Linked DNA regions of Homo sapiens: region 2 is linked to region 1. Evidence: chromatin loops called from intact Hi-C (ENCODE). Cell type or tissue: CD4-positive, alpha-beta T cell. All regions are shown on one strand. Links, peaks and the distances in the headings refer to the core of each region. The heading gives the core; the rest is flanking DNA.

Region 1 (2,897 bases), core at 268-2,767:
GGTGGAGCGAGCCTGTAGTTCCAGCTACTCAGGAGGCGGAGAAGGGAGGATGGCTTGAGCCCAGGAGGTAGAGGCTGCAGGGAGCCAAAATCGCACCACTGCTCTGCAGCCTGGGCAACACAGCAAGACCTTTAAAAAAGGGGGGATTGGGGAGGTAACCTGGGCTGGGTTTGGGGATGGCCCAGGGAGCACCTTGGGAGGGCTGGAACTATTTCTAGGCCCAGGGAGGGCAGGAAAGAAGCTCTGAACAACCTCACAGGGAATCTGCGGGGAGCGCTATCAAGAGCTAGCGGAGGGGCAGCTGCAGGGAACAAGGGTCTCTTGGATGTTTCACAAATGACTCATGCGGGTTGAGTAACCCGAGGACACATGGGACCTCCAGGCAACATGGCCAGGGGCCAGGCCTGCGGCTCCCACCCTGACCTTGGTGAGCTCCACCATCCTGGAATGAGAGCTCTGCCTGCCCTCCCAGGCGCTCCCTAAGTCACGGGGGCCTGGGACTTCCCTGCTCTTTCCTGGAGGCCAAAGGCCATTGGCCGTGCCTGGCAAGGAGAAATGCTGATTCCCCACCAGTCTCCCATCCAGCCGACAGACCAGATCCAAGATGTCCTTGCCTGCACATCTTCCCCAAAATAGGGCTTCGTGGGGAGTACCGGCTCCCCAGGCTAATTAAAACGAGAGGAAGAGAAAGATAGAGAGAGACAGAGAGACGCCTGGGGTTATCTGTGCCCCTGGGATTCTTCCGGGCCTGTGTTTCTCGCTGCCAGACCCACGCAAGCTGCGGGGTGGGGGCAGTGAGTCACGGCTGTGTGCTCCTACCCTGCACGCTGCCCCGGCCCCTGGGGCTCTATCTGCTTCTCCCCGGGGCTGCACTTCACTCCAAAGGCTCCCATAGGAGTCGAATTCATTCAAGTAGCCCCTGCTGACGGCTGAGCAGATGCTGAGCGTGCCAGGACAGAGGGGGCTGGACTCCTCGGTGGCCACAGCCCTTCTGTGTCGGGACTCTTCCCTGTCTTTAGGGCCCTCATCCGCTCCCTGCATGGCCCGTGGAAGTCCCTGGGCTCCCCGCTTTGTGCCGCCCACCTCTACTCAAATGCTCTCTACAGCTGCTGGGCCTGGCCTATGCCCTGCACCGCCCCTGTGGCTTCTGGTCCCTAGGCCACCCTGCCGAGTCAGTGCTCCGTCACCATCTCACAGATGCACCTACTCCAGAGGGCACCCATTCCAGTGCCCTTCACTAAAGGCACAGAGGGACTCACCAGGCTTCTGACACGAAGTTTCCCTGGGGGCAACACTGTGTCTTCCTGAACCTCTCTCCCAGCCCTGAAGCGGGGCCAGAGCTCCCCCTACCAGGAAGCAGTGGGGAACACCATGTGATTCTGCTGGAACCCCAATGTGGGGGATTGTCTGTGCCCACCTGGTGCTCCCCTGCTCAGATCACGTATCCGCGGCAGGCCCAGCGCTGACTCGCCCTCCAGGGCCGGGCTAGGCTGCCCCTCCTCCTGGCCGCCCGTCTGTGTCCTCAGGCTGTGGCCACCCAGTCACCCCATGCCTCGTGTCAGAGCACCCACCCACGGGCTGTGATCAGTGACTTGCATTGGGTCTCCCCTGCCAGAAGGAGGGCGCTGGCCCTGAGCGTGCCTGCCTCCACCACCGACGAAGTGCCACTTAATGTAGAATGAATGCCCTCATGAAGGAATGCTGGTGCTCTGGGGTCACCGGTAGCTCCTGGGCTGCCCCACACTCAACTCAGGGACGTCTGGCTCAAAGTCCCGTGGTTATAAACACTGGGGTGCCAAGGTCAGCTGCAGCCCCTCCTGCTTCCCAGAGAGTGCACCTTTGCCAGGGCCCAGGCCAGCAGCCTCAGCCCCACACCCGCCCCCTGGGGCAGAGCCTTCCGGGCTCCCCAGGCCAGCAGCCTCAGCCCCACACCCGCCCCCTGGGGCAGAGCCTTCCAGGCTCCCCAGGCCAGTAGGGTGGGGTGGGGCTGAGCTGCGCTGTGGATGACCCACGTGGGGCATCTGGGAGCTGAGCCCACCTTTTTGCTCCAGCCTCTTCCAGCTAAGTTCTCCTGGGGCTAGCAAGGAGGGCCAGAGTTAGGGGAATCTTGACACAAGAACCTTCCCCCGCTGAGCTGGCCTCCAGGTGCAAGCCGCCAAGAACAGGAGGGAGGCCAGCAGCATGGGGTCCTGGCCAGGGCAGTGCTCTCTGGGAGCGGTGGGGGCTGGGGCTGGAGGCAGAACTGGGACTCACAGCTGTATAAGCCTCTCATCAGGGAAGGTCTCAGCCCTTCCATTCCTGGCTCAGCCTCACAGGGTGCTGGGATGTGGCCCGCTATTCCCATTTTACAGATGAAAACACAGAATTCCAGGGACAAGTCAAGTCTAGGGATGAAGAAGCCCAGGTGGGGAAGCCAGGACCAGCCACCCTTGAGGCAGGAGGAGGCCCTGGCCTCGTGCTTGGGGCAGATGATGGCCCTTGTGAAGCCCAGGCCTCTCGCCCGTAGAGGGGAATAAAGGCCACACCTAGTACCCAGGGCTGCTGGAGCCAAGCAGCGAGAGGGACCGGGGACAGCCCTGGGTCCCCTGTGTGACACAGGCTGGTCTCACGGGGCATCACTACTAACAGTCATCAGACCAAAGGACCCATGGACGCCCACCCCAGCTCCGAGGCTGTCACTCACCAGGGCCGCAGACCGTGGACTTGATTCCTGTCTTCTCCAGCACGGGGACCCTGTTGATGGCGCCTTCAATGTGCTGGGTGAACACCTCCCAGTCCAGGTCAAAGAGGCCGAAGGCAAACTTGTCTGACACCTGCCAAGGCAGGGCAGGGGAACATCTCCGTTGTCCCCAAGAAGGCCATGCATCCCCATGCCAAACCTGCCTTGTGATGGCTGC
Region 2 (2,897 bases), core at 126-2,625, 110 kb before region 1:
CCTCCCCTACTGCTGTGGGTCCAATGCATACCCAGCGCATCCCACCGCAGCCGGCCTTTTCCTCCAGGGCCTCAGATCGCTCTTGGCAAAATAATCAGAGCTAACGCTAGGGGGATGTGTTGGTAGGAACCGCAGAGGGTCTGCACGGCTGGTGAACCAAGTGGAGACCAGGGGGTGAGAGGTGGCCTACAGCACGTGGGAAAAGCAACCCCAGCCACAATCCAGCTTGGAAAGCTAAAAGCCAATGAGATGACAGGGAAGTGGCCCAGCCTGTTCTCTCCCACCCGCAAAGGGAGAAGAGGAAATTCAGGGGCATCTTTAGCGGGGCCACTGCTCATTAGCCAAAGTTGACAGACTAGTCCTCCTGCCTCCTGGTGATGATAGGAGCCCGCATGTCTGTGCCACACCAGCTCCTTCCTGCTCCATGCTAATCCTTCAGGGCTTAGCTCAAGCACCACCTCCAGGAAGCCTTCCCTGCCTGCTCCAGCCCAGGGTGTACATTCCTTTGAATCTGGGGCACCTGCTACCTTGCACCCATCTTCTAATCCATGGACAGCTGCTTTTGCATTGCTATTTCTTTTCTTTTCTTTTTTTGGGGGAGGGGGCAGAGTCTCACTCTGTCACCCAGGCTGTAGTGCAGTGGTGTGATCTTGGCTCACTGTAACCTCCGCCTTCCAGGTTCAAGCAATTCTCATGCCTCAGCCTCCCGAGTAGCTGGGATTACAGGCGCATGCCACCACGCCCGGCTCTCTTTTTTGTATTTTTATTAGAGATGGGGTTTCACCATGTTGGCCAGGCTGGTCTCAAACTCCTGACCTCAAGTAATCCGCCTGCCTTAGCCTCCCAAAGTGCTGGGATTATAGGCATGGGCCACTGCGCCTGGCCTATTTATTTCTATTCACACTGCACATCCCTCATCCAACTATGAAATCCTTCCCTGGAGTGATTACTTGAGTGAACAAGTATATAAAATGAACACACACAAAAAATAAAACCTGTGGATGGCCTACATGACTGTTTACTGATATGGGTCCAGGTAAATCAATGACAGACTAGGGTGTCGACATGCAGACACAACCAAGACCTGTTAAGTCAAAAGGACAGGGAACAACACACACAGACTGGTCTCTCGGTGGTGCCCAGTGTGGCTGACACACACGTCACTGACACAGCCGAGCACTGGGGGGCAGGCCACACCCAGGAAACCGGGGGCTTTTACTTTGTAAAAAACCAGCCAACCAACCAACCAACAAAAGCTGAATAGCTTGGTTTTTCTCTTACTGCAAGCATGTATTTCTTTTATTCAAACACCCTTTAATATATGAAGTTAAATATATAAGGAGCATGAAGGAGACAGTCACCCTTGCTTTATGCAAATAGAACCTCTTTTCTGCCGTGGTGGGCGGTGAGTCTCAAACTCCACGGAACACAGGAATCACCTGGGGGCCGGTTACAACAGGTCTGGGGGCCTGGGAACCTGCATTTCTCACGGGTTCCTAGGGATGCTGCTGCTGCTGCTGCTGGTCCCCGAACCCCATCTGGAGTAGCACGATTTCAGATTGATGTCTATAAGGTAGTGCAGCCAGATACAGCAAATGCAAATTAGGATGATTTCAAAAGAGAGAGGACGGTTCTCCAGAGACCCGGGACCTGCCAGCAGGCCCAGCTCCCAGACAGGGCCAGCCTGTTGCACACAGAAACTGTGGACCTCCTCGTGAGGAACGGAGATGGAGGTGGCGATGATCCTGCCTGTGTGTGAACACTGAGGTCAGGAGCCAAGGCTGCCCCACGATGTGGGGTTTGCCTGCTTGCCAGGTGCAGACCGAGGCCTGTGGGCCCCGAGGCCACCTTACGGCAGAGCCAGGAAGTGAGCACGGGTCGGGGCTGCGTGGGGTGGAGCTGGCCTGGAAGAGGTTTTCGCTAGGGCTCTTCTCCCAGTCTGCTGGCTGGGAGGTAAGCTGGCACATCAGAGGCGGATGTAATGATTGCCATTTTATGAATGAAGAACCTGGGGCCCAGAGAGGCTGAGTAACCTCACGAGGGACGCATAGCTTGGATGGAAACACGGCTCTGCTGAGCTACAGAAGCTGTGCTCTTGTCCACTCAGCCACACTGCCACCCTCAGTAGCCAGGGAATGTGGTGGACGAGGTGGCAGCCCTGGGAGCCTGGTTTGTTTTGGGGTCTCTGTCCCAGTCCCTGCCCAGCCTCCACCGGAGCTCCCTAGCTGGTGCAGCCTTCTTCCACCTCTGCCACCTGGGAAAACTGAGCTCAAGGGCAGAGGTGACTAGCTCGGTCCGGCAGGGACCCACTCCCACAGGCACGGACGGCTCCCCGAGGGCTGAGAGCGCCCAGAGCACAGGCGGTAACATCCAGCCCAGTGGGATGATGGCTCTGACACTGAGCTGCTGCTGAAACAACAGTCCTCCCCCAGGGCCCCGGGGCCGCAACCTCACTGCCTACGTGCGGCCCATCCCGAGCGTCCGGCGCTGCCTGAGCCTGACTTAAGGGAGTGGTATAGGAGTGACATTTGGGCAGTCTCAGGCCGTCTCCCATCACCCCAACACAAACATCCAGCCCTCAACATGCTTGTCACTTGCCCTCTTCTTACCACCCTGGTCCAGGCCTCCATCATTTCCCTTCCTCCCCAGCTTCCTGCCTGCAGGGCCCCCTCTCCAAGTCATTCCCCATGGTGCAGCCAGAGAGGGTCCCTAAAGGGCAGAGCGAACCATGTCCCTCCGGGCTCCCAGAGCCTGGTTCCTGTGGACTGCGGCGGAAAGCCCAACCACTGAGCAGGGCTTACAAGCCTGGCGGAACCGGACCCCACCTGACTCTCCAGCCTCCTCCTTCACTGATGAGGCCCGAGGGAAGGAGGAGGCACAGTCTCCATTTTCCAGCC

What was found. A loop is a pair of places that touch in the nucleus more often than their neighbours do. Peaks named below come from ENCODE experiments on the same cell type or tissue, not always from the same donor. Only the 100,000 strongest peaks of a DNase experiment are listed, where the experiment ranks them.
Region 2: it touches region 1 in a loop (3-fold over the local background); 21 of 110 quality-filtered maps call a loop at or near these places.

The regions. Positions count from the first base shown.
Region 1 is chr9:133,714,643-133,717,539 of GRCh38, forward strand. It overlaps SARDH (sarcosine dehydrogenase), which reads right to left. Exons shown (of 21, transcript NM_001134707.2): 8 at 2,684-2,813. Among named protein-coding and RNA genes, the nearest start is that of SARDH, 22 kb to the right of the region's middle. RefSeq lists enhancers at 961-1,664, 1,665-2,366. In CD4-positive, alpha-beta T cell, for the core only: CTCF peaks have their summits at 1,366 and 1,577; a DNase peak (open chromatin) is centred at 1,339.
Region 2 is chr9:133,603,257-133,606,153 of GRCh38, forward strand. All of the region lies in intron 1 of FAM163B (family with sequence similarity 163 member B), which reads right to left. Among named protein-coding and RNA genes, the nearest start is that of FAM163B, 4.7 kb to the right of the region's middle. In CD4-positive, alpha-beta T cell, for the core only: no CTCF peak of the experiment used is centred there; a DNase peak (open chromatin) is centred at 1,175.